Regions from separate parts of the Homo sapiens genome. Here region 2 is linked to region 1. A link is an interaction called in ENCODE POLR2A ChIA-PET data of the cell type or tissue named here. Cell type or tissue: GM12878. All regions are shown on one strand. Each heading gives the region's core, and the rest is flanking DNA. Links, peaks and the distances in the headings are about the cores only.

Region 1 (7,310 bases), core at 1,813-4,312:
TCCACTCTTTGAGGCCCTAGTATGCCTGTAATCCCAGTGCTTTGGAAGGCCAAGGAGGAGGATCGCTTGAGCCCAGGAGTTTGAGTTTATAGTGAGCTATGATCTGGCTACTGCACTCCAGCCTGGGTGACAGAGCAAGACCCAGTCTCAAAACAATAAAAATTTCCACACCTTGACATTTCTGATTTGCCATTTTACAAATTGTACTAATGTAAATTGACACTGTGTTAGATTTGGCCTGTATAATAATATGTGTTATTGCTACAACATTGTTTATCAAGTACAAGAAAAAGAGATAAGAAAGGAAGGTTGGCTAGATTTTGGGCCAGGTGAGTCACTAACTTCAATTGGTACACATCCTAAAGTTTTAGAGCCACCTGTGATAAGCAAAAATCAGGAATGTTAACTCCTCAAAAATAAATTTTCAGTGCTTTCCTTCATTTACCCCAGTCATGAAAACTGGTGACTCCCAACATTCTTCAAAGTTCTAGTTCAAAAGCAAAAAAACCCAGCCAGCCACTGGTTTTCTTTAAAGCCTACGACCTCTAAGAACAGTGTTTAAATTTTTAAATGCATGAAAAACAATCAGAACAATACCTCATGACACATGAAACTTGTATGAAATTCAAATTTCAATGCCCTTAAAGGTTTGTTGAAAACAACCATGCCCATTTGTTTACATATTGTTGATGGCTGCTTTTTATTTTTATTTGTATGTTTTTGTGAAAGTTTTACAGAGTAAAACAGACGTGTACAAAGGATTTCCTCTTTCAGAAGATACCTCCTACAATAATTTTAATAGGACCAAGAGTTACCAAATATTGAGGATGTGCTAGGACAGCAGAGTTGAGTAGTGGCAACAGACATTCTGGTCTGTAAAACCTAAAATATTTACTAATTGATCTTTTACAGAAAAAGTTTGCCAACTTCTGTTTTACTCTGTCTCAGCTTATTCTGTTTTCAGATAAATGCAAATCAAACGCCATTTTCTAAAATAATTCTTCCTAGCAAAAATGAGAGTATCTACTGAATCTCAAAATTCTCCATCCATTTGATAATTCTTCATATTAAAATTACATTTAATCCCACATGGCATCAGCAATTAAATCAATTTTGTCATAAGCATGGTTAGTTACTTGGTTCATCAATGTCTCTTCCTTTGATTGGATGCATTGACTCATTCATTCATTTTTGCAGAAAATAATTCTGGGTGGTATGCTTTAGCTCTTGTGTGTCAAGAAATGTTTTGCCTTCACTCTATTCACCTTGTTGTAACACTTCTCATTATTTGAAATCACTCTGTTCAGGCATTTGTGTATCTACCATTTCTCTCACAACAAAGTAAAATACATAAAGTATAAAAATCTTTTCCAATTTGACCATAATTGCATCCTCACAAAAAAAGAACATAATGGTGAATATCTGAGTGATCATATTGTGCAGTGAATATACTCAATCATTCTTCACCAGCACCCTGTGATACAGCTGGGTTCAGTGGCTTATACCTATAATCCCAGCAATTTGGGAGGCTGAGGCAGGAGGACTGCTTGAGCCCAGGAGTTAGAGACCAGCCTGGGCAACACAGTGAGACCCCAACTCTTAAAAAAAAAAAAAAAGTAAAGACAACAGCCAGGCATGGTAGTGTGAGCATGTAGTCCTGGCTCCTTGGAGGACTGAGTGGAGAGGATTGCTCAAGCCCAGGGGGTTGAGGCTGCAGTGAGCTATGATAGTTCCACTGCACTCCAGCCTGGGCCACAGAGGAAGACCCTGTCTCAAACAAAACAAAACAAAACCCATGATGTAGATATTATTATTTTCTTCAAAACAATTACCAAAAATTTGCAAGGCAAAAGAAATTAGCTAACTTGCTGAGGTTCACACACAGACTAAATGGCAGAGTTAACATTCCAGCAGTGTCAAGTATGAGTGACTGTTGCAGCCACATGCTCCTACTCAGCTGTCTTTCTAAAAGAGGGCCTTGGGGCAGGAGAGCAGTTAGCTGAGGGCCCCCAGCCACAGACGTCTAGAGGATCTGCCTCCGTCAATTTTCAAGCAGAGTCATGCACTTTGCAGGCAGTCCCCAGCCAATGACTGAGCACAGCAGTGGTAGCGGGGCTCTGCATTTCTACCCAGCAGACTTCTGGTGGGCAATCTCTACCAGAGCTTTGCAAAGGGCTGGCCAAGCCTTCCTCATAGCTGTGACACAGTCTCAGACCTTTCCTTCCCCTCTCCTTTCACAGGTGCTAGACCTGCAATTCCCATCTGAAGACTTCTTATGCCTGCTTCTGTTTTCTCTCTTTATTTTTCATAGTAATTCCCCCTAGTAAACATCTTTAACTCCTAGCTCCACTCTGGCATGTGCTTCCCTCTGGCATGTGCTTCCCAGGAGACCCAACAGAAAAGGTCCCACAACATCTGTGCAATGAATTAATGAAGTAAAAAATAAAACTGGGTTTAAGTTTCTATGTTCAAAGATCTTCCCTGAGGACATAATGACATAGCACCTATAATTAATGGCATGCAGTGGTACAGATCAGAAATATAAATCTCAGTCCCAGCCTTATTCCTGCTTAAGTCTTATGGGATTCTTTCTGGAAATCAAAAATTCTACCAGAGTATGTCTAGTACTCTTCCTTCTCTTCATACTGCAATAAAAGTGTCCTAAGATACTTTTTCTACATGTTAGACCTTCTAAACTTAAAACCATCTTAAAACTGATAGCAAAAGAATCTTCCAGCTGTTAGAAAAAGGAGGAAGTTAAGCATTTATCAGTGGTTGTCATTGTTGGCACACACACAAACTGTGGTTGAATTTTAAGTCTGGATCCTTAATTATGGCTTAATGTTTATACATTAAGGTTTCACTATGATGCAGCACTGAAATAAACAGTTGTGTAATAGAAGATTGCATATGCTACGACAGTCAGCATAATTAAAGGCAGAGAAATATCAAATCTCTCAGAATTTGAAGTTGAGGAGAGGCTGGAGGGATTCATTCATGTGTCATAGAGAACTATCATTCAAGCAGGTCACAACTGGTAAGCTGCCAGCTAACTTATAAGAAAAACAGTTAAACTTCCAATGATGCATGATTACATTTTTTTTAAAGCTGTTAAATGAACCCCAAGTAAAAAAATGCAAAACCTAACACAGGCATCCAAATTATATTATCACAACCTAAAGATGCTAAAGAAAAAGTCAAGATTACTTTTATGAAAAACTGTGCAATTACAATGCACGCAATATACCCTAAAATGATTTTAAATATATTTTCCATGCATATATAAAAAGAAAAAATAAAGGGGTAAAATGCTAGTAATATGGGAAAATCAGGTAAATCTGGGTAAAAAATATACAGAGGTTCTACCCATTATTCTTATTCTTTTAATAGTCATGTAAGTTTGAAATTATTTTCAAATAAAAAGTGTAAGCAGGCCAGGTGCAGTGGCTCATGCCTATAATCCCAGCAGTTTGGGAGGCCAAGGCGGGTGGATCACTTGAGGTCAGGAGTTTGAGACCAGCCTGACCAACATGGTGAAACCCCGTCTCTACTAAGAATACAAAAATTATCCGGGCGTGTTGGTGCATGCCTGTAATCCCAGCTACTAGGAAGGCTGAAGCAAGAGAATCGCTTGAGCCCTGAGGGTGGAGGTTGCCGTGAGCTGAGATCACGCCACTGCACTCTAGCCTAGGCGATAGAGTGAGACCCTGTTTCCAAAAAAAAAAAAAAAAGCGTAAGCAGCTTTGTACTAAAATGATACCATGCAGAATACAAATGGTTAAGTGATTCAGCATGAGAAGGCTGGGGGTGACAGAGGTGCTAAGGAAGTGGCATTTCACTGGGTGGGAAAAAAATATGTACACGTTTAGAGAAACCAGCTCTTAAGAATAATTAGATCTCTGGCTCCCTCGCTGAAAAGTTGTTTGGAAATAAGCATCTGACTGTTGATGGCATCCTTGAATCAAAGAATTGTTTAGGCTGCCTTTTTTTTTTCTCCATCTGCTCCTTAGCCAGATATTCCATCTCTTAGTTCCAACCTTCACATTTCTTAATTCTGCTTCAAAATTCTCATCTTAATAACGTTCTGCTTTGAATTGTGGAATAAATCCTCTGCTTAATTTTCCAGAAGACTAATTTTCTTAAGTCCTTGGTTGTTTCCATTTCTCCCTTCAGCCCACCTACTGACCCCACACCAGCACTTTTTTTTTTGAGACAGGGTCTCGCTCTGTCACCCACGCCGGCGTGAAGTGGTGCCATCTCGGCTCACTGAAACCTCCACCTCCTGGGTTCAAGCAATTCTCCTGCTTCAGCCTCCTGAATAGCTAGGATCATAGACATGGGCCACCATACTTGACAGTTTTGTTATGTTGGCCAGGCTGGTCTCGAACTCCTGGCCTCAAGTGATCCACCCGCCTTGGCCTCCCAAAGTGCTAGGATTACAGGTGTGAGCCACCATACCCGGCCCACACCAGAGCTTTTTAACATTATAATCCCACACTTAACTTGTAAGAACTCCTCCTTTGCTCAACCTTTCCCATTAGATGCTTTTTTTTTTCTTTAATCAGTTGCTCTGCTCTTGGATCTGAGACTATGAATTAGAATTTTCCTGTGTTAACTTTTCCCCAGTGGTTCCATGGGACTGGTTTGGTGGCCTCTCATTCTGTTGATTTCTTCTCAAATGTCTGATGATCCTTCTTGGTTGCTGGCTCATATTTACAAATGTGGGGCTAGAACGCTCACTATTAGTTGCTGCAGAGGATTTCTTTAGCACACATGAAAATAATGGGTAATGAACTGCCTTTACTTTTAGGTTCAGAAACCTCATATCCGTGGAGATGGAGACACAAAAGATACCTGGCACCTGCTACAACTTCTCCCTCCTGCTATACAGTCGCCCACTATATTCTGCCTTGGCAAATCTCCCAGATTATTTAAAACTAAGCTAAATGGCCTTGTTGCAGAAGCAAACTGGACCACTATCCCCTCAGAGCCAGACTGAGAGCAGAACTGGAGCAGCTGTTTCAGGTTATTAATTCCTGGCCAGGCGCTCTCATTAGTCACTTTTGTTGCCACCCCCTATGGTTTCAGTTCTTGGGAATCATCCAGGATGCTGTTAAGAAAATCCATTTTTCTAGTTATTCCCACTTCTGTCTCTATTGGGTTGTAAGTTCCTACTTCCTTTGCTGTGGAGTTTCGCCATCAATCTGATCCCATCTGCTTTATTTATTCCACAACGTCCTCAATGCTTCCGGGGTCTCTGGAGCAACTTTCTCATTTTGCAGCCCTGTTATGGATCTTTCCATATTTTTATGCTTCTTCTATTATTTTCAACAGAATTTTGAAAGGAAAGGAGAAAAAGTAAACAGACGCAGCTCACTGTATATCTACTTAAGGGGCCATAAAGGGGTCATTTCCTAAAAGTAGAGCCTCCAACCTCTTTTACATGTCCTCTCTGGATGCTAAGTGATTCATGGACGGCTTGGTTTCTAGCCCATCTTTTCCCCGTCGTCCAGGGAAAGCTACAACTCATAGAAAAAGCTTGACCATTATTACTTTTAATCACAAGGGTATCTGCGTAAAACAAGAAAACCTCATACATCAACCAAAATCTAAAGTCCCAGGTCCTCTGTAAAACAGTCAGATGTCCCTGACCACAACCCTTCTTAAAGTGCCATACTCATCCTGCTCCAACAACTCAAAGAAAGGGAGGCAGATGCAGGGGAACCTCCAAGGGGTGAGGATGTGGTTCAGTGCCCTGGCTGGCAACTCTAACCTATTTTGTATTTAGGGTCATTTTTCCAGTCTCTGCCCTCCCTCAATAATTACCGAGCATTTAATAGTAATCACAGAAGGCAAACTCCGGAATACAAAATACTAGAATTTGAATCTTAACACCAGGATTTGGCTTCATGACTTTGGACAAGTTCTTAACCTCTTAGTTACTTAATGCCTCATCTGTATATCATCCCAGGCCTTTCTAAGAGACAATACAAGGCTTGTGTAAATATATATGAGAATGTGTGGTGAAGCACTTAAAGCAGGCCCTATGACTGCTTTCTAAGATCCATGCAATTGGACATCACAGCTAGAGAATGATAAAGCTGATAGTGGACGTTTTCATTATCAGCATCTTCTGGTTGAATACCAACCAGGCTGGGCTATTGTGCTCTCTCCTGAAAAGGTCAACAGCATCTGCTCCACCACACCAGTCTCCCCCAACTGTTAACGCCTCTGGGGTTCATAAACATTCCTCTAACATGTTTTCACTAACATGGTAAAATAACTCAAACCTACAACTTCACAGATATTGTTTAGATAAGTATTTTTAAATGAGCAAAATTTAAATTGAGACAATATATTCTAAATCAGAGGTCCTCAACCTTTTTAGCTCCAGGAATTGGTTTCACAGAAGACAATTTTTCCATGGATGGGGGAAACAGGGATGATTTCAAAGGCATTAGATTCTCATAAAGAGCATGCAACCTAGCTCCTTCGCATGTGCAATTCACAATAGGGTTCATACTCCTGTGAGAATTCTTAACGCTCAGCTGATCTGACAGGTGGTGGAGCTCAGGCAGTAATGCTTGCTCACCCGCCACTCAACTCCTGCTGTACAGCCCCCATTCCTAACAGGCCATGGACTAGTACCGGTCCAAGGTCTGGGGGTTGGTGACCCTTGGTCTAAATAACAGTATAAGTGGTATCTAATGACAAAGCAGGATGACGGCACACTGCACTCATCTAAAGTTGGAAACACTACACCATTGTCACCAACAAGAGAGCCACAGAGCAGGACAAGAGTTTGAATACATAGCCTCTCCAAAAAGCTCTTTGGCCAAATGCATTCGGCAAGCACTACCTGCCAAATAAAACCATTCTAAATTGAAGATGCTTACTCAAATTTGTGTTGTTAAATATTTCTCCAATTTATCTAACCAAGAAACTCTCTGAAGTGATAACACTACAATGGCCCGCCAAACCCACTTTACAGAATGTTGAATTACAGCTGCCAGGCGCCTGGGAAGCAAAAGGCAAAAGTGTGGCGGGTGAAGCCAGAGCTTGGGGTGCCGGATGTTGGGGTGCCGGATGTCAGGGTACCCAGATCTGAATCCATGCTGCTACCTGACACTAGTATAAACGTAAGTGACAAGTGATCCCTGCTCTGACCTTCAGTGCCGGAATCCATAGACAGGGATAATGGTGCTGATCTGTTTAGAGCAGGGGTCAGCAAACTGTAGCCTGTAAACTGCTTTTATAAACAAGGTTTTATTGGAACCCAGCCACATTCACTCATCTGTGAATTGTTTCAT
Region 2 (7,310 bases), core at 4,159-6,658, 75 kb before region 1:
CTTGAGTCCAGGAGGTCAAGGCTGCAGTTAGCTAAGATAGCACCACTGCACTCCAGCCTGGGCCACATAGTGAGAACCTTTCTCAAAAGAAAAATAATTTAAAAAAATAAATAAGCAATAACAGCACGTCACTTATAGAACATTAGACATTGACTGTGAACAATCTAGGCACTGACTGTGTCCAGCACCATAACTGTATGAGGTAAGTATGTTATTAGCCCCATTTTATATGTTAAAAAACTGAGGCACAGAAAATTATGTGCCTTAAGGATTAGATTCAAAGGAGCTTGGCTGCCAAGTCCTTGCTCCCAAAAACAATGCAGACACTGCCTCTCCGAAATGAAAACAATGGGCATCTTAATGCTACTCTCTTTATAAAAGACCAAAGCAAGTTGGAAAGACACCTCTACCCTGGCCACCATGCCAGATAACCTGGGTTGTAAGAACCACATCCCTTCACTAAATTCTCTTTCTGCACTGACTCTTATAGCTAAAAAGTGACTACTGAATAAGCGAAGGAGCCCACAGTGGATATACCTCCAATTAGGAAGCTGTTATTAATAAAATATCTGAAACAAGAAAAGCTAGATTAAAAAAAAGAAAGGAAGAGAATAAGTGACAACCAGACAAGGAAATGGAAGATGACCTCAATAGAGTAGGAAGGGAAGGGGCAAATTTTCCCAAGGTAGAATCATAAGTTCACAATCTACAATTACAGATCTAAAAAGATGGTATCAGGATGCCTAACAAACTCCTCACCTTGTCAAATGATGAACAGTTAATGACAAAAACCACAGTAAGTGGGAAGCAGAGATGAGAACAGAGGAAACTGAATTCCAGCTAGACTACTCAACTATACTATGATGAGCCTCTAACTTACAATTCACCCATTTACTTGACAAATATTGAGTGCCGGCCATGGTCAGGCACAGTACCAAGTAATGGATATACAGGGATAGACAGAACACAGTTCCAACCCTTGGAGGCCCTGCAGTCTGTAAATTAAGTACACAAAAGGGAAAAGACCAGAGAAAAGCGTGTCAGGACCAATTCTGAGCAATTTGCCTTTGTGAGATGCCCGTAACACTAGCCTGTAATACATGGCCTCAAAATAGTTGCACTCTGTTAAAAGTCCAGAATATTAGTAGGGAAATTCAAAGAAATGTTGGGATAATGAAAACCAGTTAGATGCTAGTGAGAAGAGACATATTTTCCTCCAAATTCAATGAAAAGCTTCTATTCCAGTACAGAACTAATAACTGAGGATAAACTTTCAATATCTAGTTTAGCTTCTCAAGTCCTTTTGTAGCAGTGCCTGCTTTAGATTACTGCAGGAAATGTTCAATAACATGTTGCCACTTACCAGCTATAAGACTTGAGGCAGTTACCTCACTGTAAAATGGAGGCTCCTCTAATCATCTTAGGGGGGTTGGAGAAGGGGTAGAAGAAAGGTGGTAAAAGTGCATCCCATAGCCCTTGGCAGAAAGTAACAATATGGGGAGCTGGATACCATCGAATAAAACATTCGACTAAAAGCCGATTTAGTTCTCAAAATATACTCTATATGGCATTCAAGTTTAGAAGAAATCAGTTATTTTTGGCCAGGCACAGTGACTCATGCCTAGAATTTCAGAGTTTTGGGAGGCCCAAGGCAGGAGGATTGCTTGAGGCCAGGAGCTTGAAACCAGCCTGAGCAACACAGTGAGATCCCATTTCTGCAAAAAATAAAAATAAAAACATTAATGGGGCATGATGGCGCGTGCCTGTAACCCCAGCTACTTGGGAGGCTGAAGTGGGAGGATCACTTGAGCCAGGGAGTTTGAGGCTGCAGTGAGCTGAGATTGCGCCACTGCACTCCAGCCTGGGCAACAGAGCAAACCCCTATTTCTAAAAAAAAAAAAAAAAATTAAATTAAAATTAAAAGGAAACTGCTATTTTTCAAAAGTCAAACAAATGTGACACAGAATGAAAAAGAAACTAGATGTTGAAACAGAGGGCAACAATGACTGAACAAAGGCATGAGTACCTCTGTCACTGGTCGCACAGGGCACTGCTTCCACAGGGGCATTTTGTTCTCAACATGTTTTTATTGACACATAATTGTATATATTTATGGCATACATGTAGTATTTTGATCCGTACATATAACGTGTAATGACCAAATCAAATTGGGAAATATGAAATATGCAATAAATATGCAATAGATTTTTGATAACTATAGTCACTCTGCCATGCTATCAAACACCAGAATTTATTCCATCTGTACTTGGTTGTACTCATTAACCAACCTTACTTCACCCCCTCTTCCTAGACCCTTCCCTTCCCAGCCTCTGGTATTTTCCATTCTCCTTTCTACCTCCATGAGATCAACTTTTTCAGCTCCCACATATGAGTGAAAACATGCACTATTTGTCATTCTGTACCTGGCTTATTCCACTTAACAAAATAACTTCCAGGCTCATCCATGTTGCTGCAAATGACAAGATTTCATTCTTTTTTTATGACTGAATAGTACTCCTTGGTGTATATATACCATATTTTCTTTACCCATTTGTCTGTTGATGGACTGATGGACACTTAACGTTGATTGTTTATCTTGGCTATCGTGAATAGTGCTGCAGTAAATGTGAGCGCAGGTATCTCTTCAATATACTGATTTCCTTTCTTCTGAATATATACTCAGCAGTGAAATTGCTGGATCATACGGTAGCTCTATTTTTAGTTTTTCAAGAAACTTACAAACTACTTTCTATAATTATTGTACTAATTTACATTCCCACCAACAATGTATAAGAGTTCTCTTCTCCACATTCTGTTATTTTTTGTCTTTTTGATACAAACCACTTAACTGGGGTAAGGTATCTTATTGTGGTTTTGATTTGTATTTTCCTGATGACTAGTGATTGTGAGATTTTTTCATACACCTGTTGGTCATTTGTATGTCTTCTTTTCAGAGTATCTAGTCCGATCGTTTGCCCATTTCTTAAATCAAAAATTTTTTATGTTGAGTTGTTTCAGTTCCTTATTATTCTGTTATTAATCCCACAAGAGCATTTTTGACCTGCCCACACGCAAAGAGGTCTCCTGCCGAAAAATGAACCTAGGGAAAAGCATAGTATAAAGGGCCAGATAGTAAACATTGTAGACTTTGGGGGCCAAGAGGCAAATTAAAGCTGTTATGCAGGTAGTATTAACCATGTAAAACAGAACCACTAAAAAAATTAAAAGCCATTATTAGCTTTCCCACCTTAAAAAAAAAATATTAAAAGCCATTATTAGCTTTCCCACCTTTAAAAAAATCTGGCTAGATTGGGCAATACAAAAGAATATAAGGCCGGGCGCAGTGGCTAACGCCTGTAATCCCAGCACTTTGGGAGGCCGAGGCGGGTGGATCACAAGGTCAGGAGATCGAGACCATCCTAGCTAACACAGTGAAACCCCGTCTCTACTAAAAATACAAAAAATTAGCCAGGCGTGGTGGTGGGTGCCTGTAGTCCCAGCTACGCAGGAGGCTGAGGCAGAAGAATGGCGTGAACCTGGAAGGCGGAGCTTGCAGTGAGCCGAGATCAAGCCACTGCCCTCCAGCCTGGGCGACAGAGCAAGACTCCGCCTCAAAAAGAAAAAGAATATAAAAATATTTACGGCAATTGAGAATTTTAGAATACCAGGATAGTAAACAAGTTAAAGCTCTACAATGAGAGAGAGAAAGCAGAAACCTGAATCAAATTATTTTCAATTATGGTAGTAAATAAATATAGGCTTTATGATAACAAAAACATTACTAAACACACTATATAAAAATGGTGGTATGAGACACCTTTGAGTAGAAAAAGTAAAACTGTTGCTCACATTTGCAACACAGTAATAAATAAAATAGAAAATGACTCTGCCCTCCAGCAACCACATGACCACAGTCCATCACTAAATAGTAATCTTAGTTCCTCTTCTACTCAGTACAAACTTTAATAACTAAGCCAAGAAATGAAAAATAAAGTTCTCCACAGAAGTTAGCTGAACTAATACAGAGAAATTAAACATCAAATGTGTGTTAAAAAATCACAAAGATGATCATTACTAAGGATTCAAATCAATGGAAAAAGTTTTTAGAACTGTTTACTTGTCAGAGATTCATATATTTACAAGTGTTACTTCAGGCCTCAGAATTACTGAATATAAAATCAGTGGACATTTTCCATAATTATCACTGTATCAATAAGAATAATTAAAATAAGCAATTGTCTAAGTACCAGGATCTGAACAATGGAAAGGAATCCAAAGAAAATATATCAGGGCATCCTGTGTGTAAGGGAATAAAGAATTATAATAAGAGTTTACCATTAAAATTTTAAAATAGATTGAAATCAGAAATGTAAAAAAACAAAAATGTTAAAAGACGACTATGACTTACTTCTATGTTGCTTTTTCCCCACTAAGGAACAAAGAATACAAATTTAAAGATTTTATTCTCCCTACCTCACATCATCAACAAAAAATCAATTCCAGTCAAATTACAGAACTAAATATAAAAGGTAAAACATATTAAAGCTTCTGAAGAGAACAAAAAAGAAGATCTTCATAATCTTGGGGTAGAAAAATTTCTTAAACAGCATTAACTAAAACAACAACAACAACCAAGAAATTGTACTTCAGAAAATTTAAGAAACTCTGTTCATAAAAAGACAATATTGAGGAAAAAAAAAGGCATGAACTGGGAGAAGATGTATGCAACACATAAATCCAACAGGGAGCTCATATTCAGTACCCATATTAAGAAGTCCTATAAATAATTAAGAAAATGAAAGACAACAAAATTAAAAATAGGCAAGACTTGAGCAGGAACGTCAGGAAAAGGGGATATCCAAACTGCCAATAAAAAGCTAAAGAAGTGCTCAACATCAATAGTCACCAGAGAAATGCAAATTAAAACTAGAATGATACATCACAACACTACCACCAGAAGACTAAAACTGAAGATTGACAATTCCAAGCATGGTCAAAATGTAGAGCACCTGGAACTCTCATTACTGTTGAGACTGTAAACCAACATAACCACTTTGGTCAACTGCATGGCTTTAGCTACTTAAAGCTAAACACATGGAAAGCCTACAATCTAGCAATTTCACTCCTGAGTGTACATGTCCATCATAAAACATATACATGAGTACTCACAGCAGCTTTTTCTTGACACCCAAAACCTAGAAACAGAAATGGCTATCAATGATAAAATGAACAAACTTTGGCATATTGATACAATGGACTGCTACACTGCAATGGAAAAGAATAAACTGCTGCTAAATGCAAAAATGAAGATAAATTCCAACCATGTAATGACAGGAAAGAACCTGACACAAGTGTACATACTACACAACTAAAGTCTAAAAACAGGCCAAACCTATCTATAGTGAGAGACATCAAAAGGGTGGTTCCTGGAGATGGTGGCAGGAACTGACTAGAGAGAAACACAGGAGCACTGTCCAGCACTCTACTACAAATCTTGTTCTTATACATTCTTTTGTAAAAATATAACCAATATTTGTGCACTTTGCTCAATACCTCAATTTAAACCAGTTGGTCCCTTTGATTATCAATTCCACTTTGGAGAATTTGTCTCACAGATGCTCAATTAAATGTGCAAAATGACACTGTACAAACCACTAGAAACAAACACAATAGAGAAATATCTAAATAAATTATGGTAGAAACATAATATTCAGAGATAAGAAAGAATGAGGAAACTCGTATATTGAGAGGATTTCAGAAAGGAGACTTAGCAGAGGGATTATTAACACAGATCCCAAAATGAGACTGTGAATTCAAATCCCAATACCAGCACTAGCTTTGTGAGCATGGCATTTAACCTCTCTCTGCCTCAGTTTCCACATCTGTACAGTGGGGGTGATGACAGTACTATTTCTCATGAGGCTGTTATAAGAGCTGAGTAACTGAATGTATATAAAGACATCAGAGGAGTGGCTGACACATAAGTGCTTAATAAAGATTGGCCACCACTACCACCATCACCATCCTCTTCTTTAAGATACATTATCACCATCATAGTTAAGAAATGTTGCTCTACAGAAAAAAGCACGGTTTAGAACAGTGTGTGTAGTATGCAACCTTTGTGCAAAAATGCAAAAAAATAGGAACATATACTCATTTTTGTTTCCATAAACACGAGGGTCTCCTCAACAATACGCGAGAAACAAACAGTAGTTACTTATCAGTGTGATACGAGAGATAGGTAGGACTTCCAGCTTTCACTGTATGTTAATGTGTAGAAATAAATAAAACATTACATCCATGTGAGTATAGTACTTATTTTAAAATTATTTAAACAAAAACATCACTAGCATTTATGTTCAATTATAGAGTAAATGATATCAAAGTTGCTTTGAATACCATTTTAATCTATAAAATGACATATTAAGATGGTATTCAGCATGTTTTATATAAACAAATGTAAAAGAATCACTAGAAAAAGAAAATTAATGAATGCTCTCTAGTTTCATATTTTTAGGTGAACACAACAAAAGAGGAATCAATGTATATAAATTAGCTTATCTTCACCACTAGTGATTAAAGTATTAAGCACTACATAGTTTGAACCTAATCATAACCCTACTTTCTATTCAGTTTTCTTTCTTTGTTTTTTCCTACAGACACCAGCTCCTGTGAATCTTCCTGCCCCACCTGGCTATTCCAGATCATATCATTCAAGCAAACCTAATTTCTGCTTAATTTTTTTTTCTGGCTCCCAATGAGACCTTAGTAAATAACTGGTATAGCAGGATGTATACTCAGATTTATGAACAAGTATATTCTTTATGTCGCATTTTTTAAAAATTCAAAACTCTTAAAATCAGATAAAGGAAAGTTTTATGGACTATATCCCAAGATAGGAATTTAGACTTACTATATAAAAGGATATATTAAGATGGTATTCAAGAGACATAGGATTTTATCAATTTTTAAAAGCTTAATATAAGGAAAAAAGACACTGCTTTCTAATTTGCTTTCTAATTTTTTAAAAACAATTTTTTCAATCCTAAACATAACTTTACCTAAAAGTGGGTATAATTTCATTAACTTTTTCTTTATGTTTAATTAGCAACTAACTCCCATGCAGTAACTTTAATTTTGTCAACAATTTCAAATACATTTCTCTTTGCTGCCTCTAGATGGCACAATTACATTTAAGAAAAGGAAAAAGTCTTTGAAAATAAATAGAAAAAAAATCTTAGTACTACAGTATTTTAACTTTAAAGAATTGTGTATTACATTTTTTTAAGAGATTAAAAGTCTGAAAGATA

The links. Peaks named below come from ENCODE experiments on the same cell type or tissue, not always from the same donor. Only the 100,000 strongest peaks of a DNase experiment are listed, where the experiment ranks them.
Region 2: POLR2A ChIA-PET joins it to region 1 with 5 read pairs; 2 of 35 experiments call an interaction of 5 or more read pairs at or near these places.

What each region holds. Positions count from the first base shown.
Region 1 is chr4:22,480,891-22,488,200 of GRCh38, forward strand. All of the region lies in intron 1 of ADGRA3 (adhesion G protein-coupled receptor A3), which reads right to left. Among named protein-coding and RNA genes, the nearest start is that of MIR12115, 31 kb to the right of the region's middle. In GM12878, for the core only: no CTCF peak of the experiment used is centred there; a DNase peak (open chromatin) is centred at 2,841.
Region 2 is chr4:22,403,658-22,410,967 of GRCh38, forward strand. All of the region lies in intron 14 of ADGRA3 (adhesion G protein-coupled receptor A3), which reads right to left. Among named protein-coding and RNA genes, the nearest start is that of MIR12115, 110 kb to the right of the region's middle. In GM12878, for the core only: no CTCF peak of the experiment used is centred there; no DNase peak of the experiment used is centred there.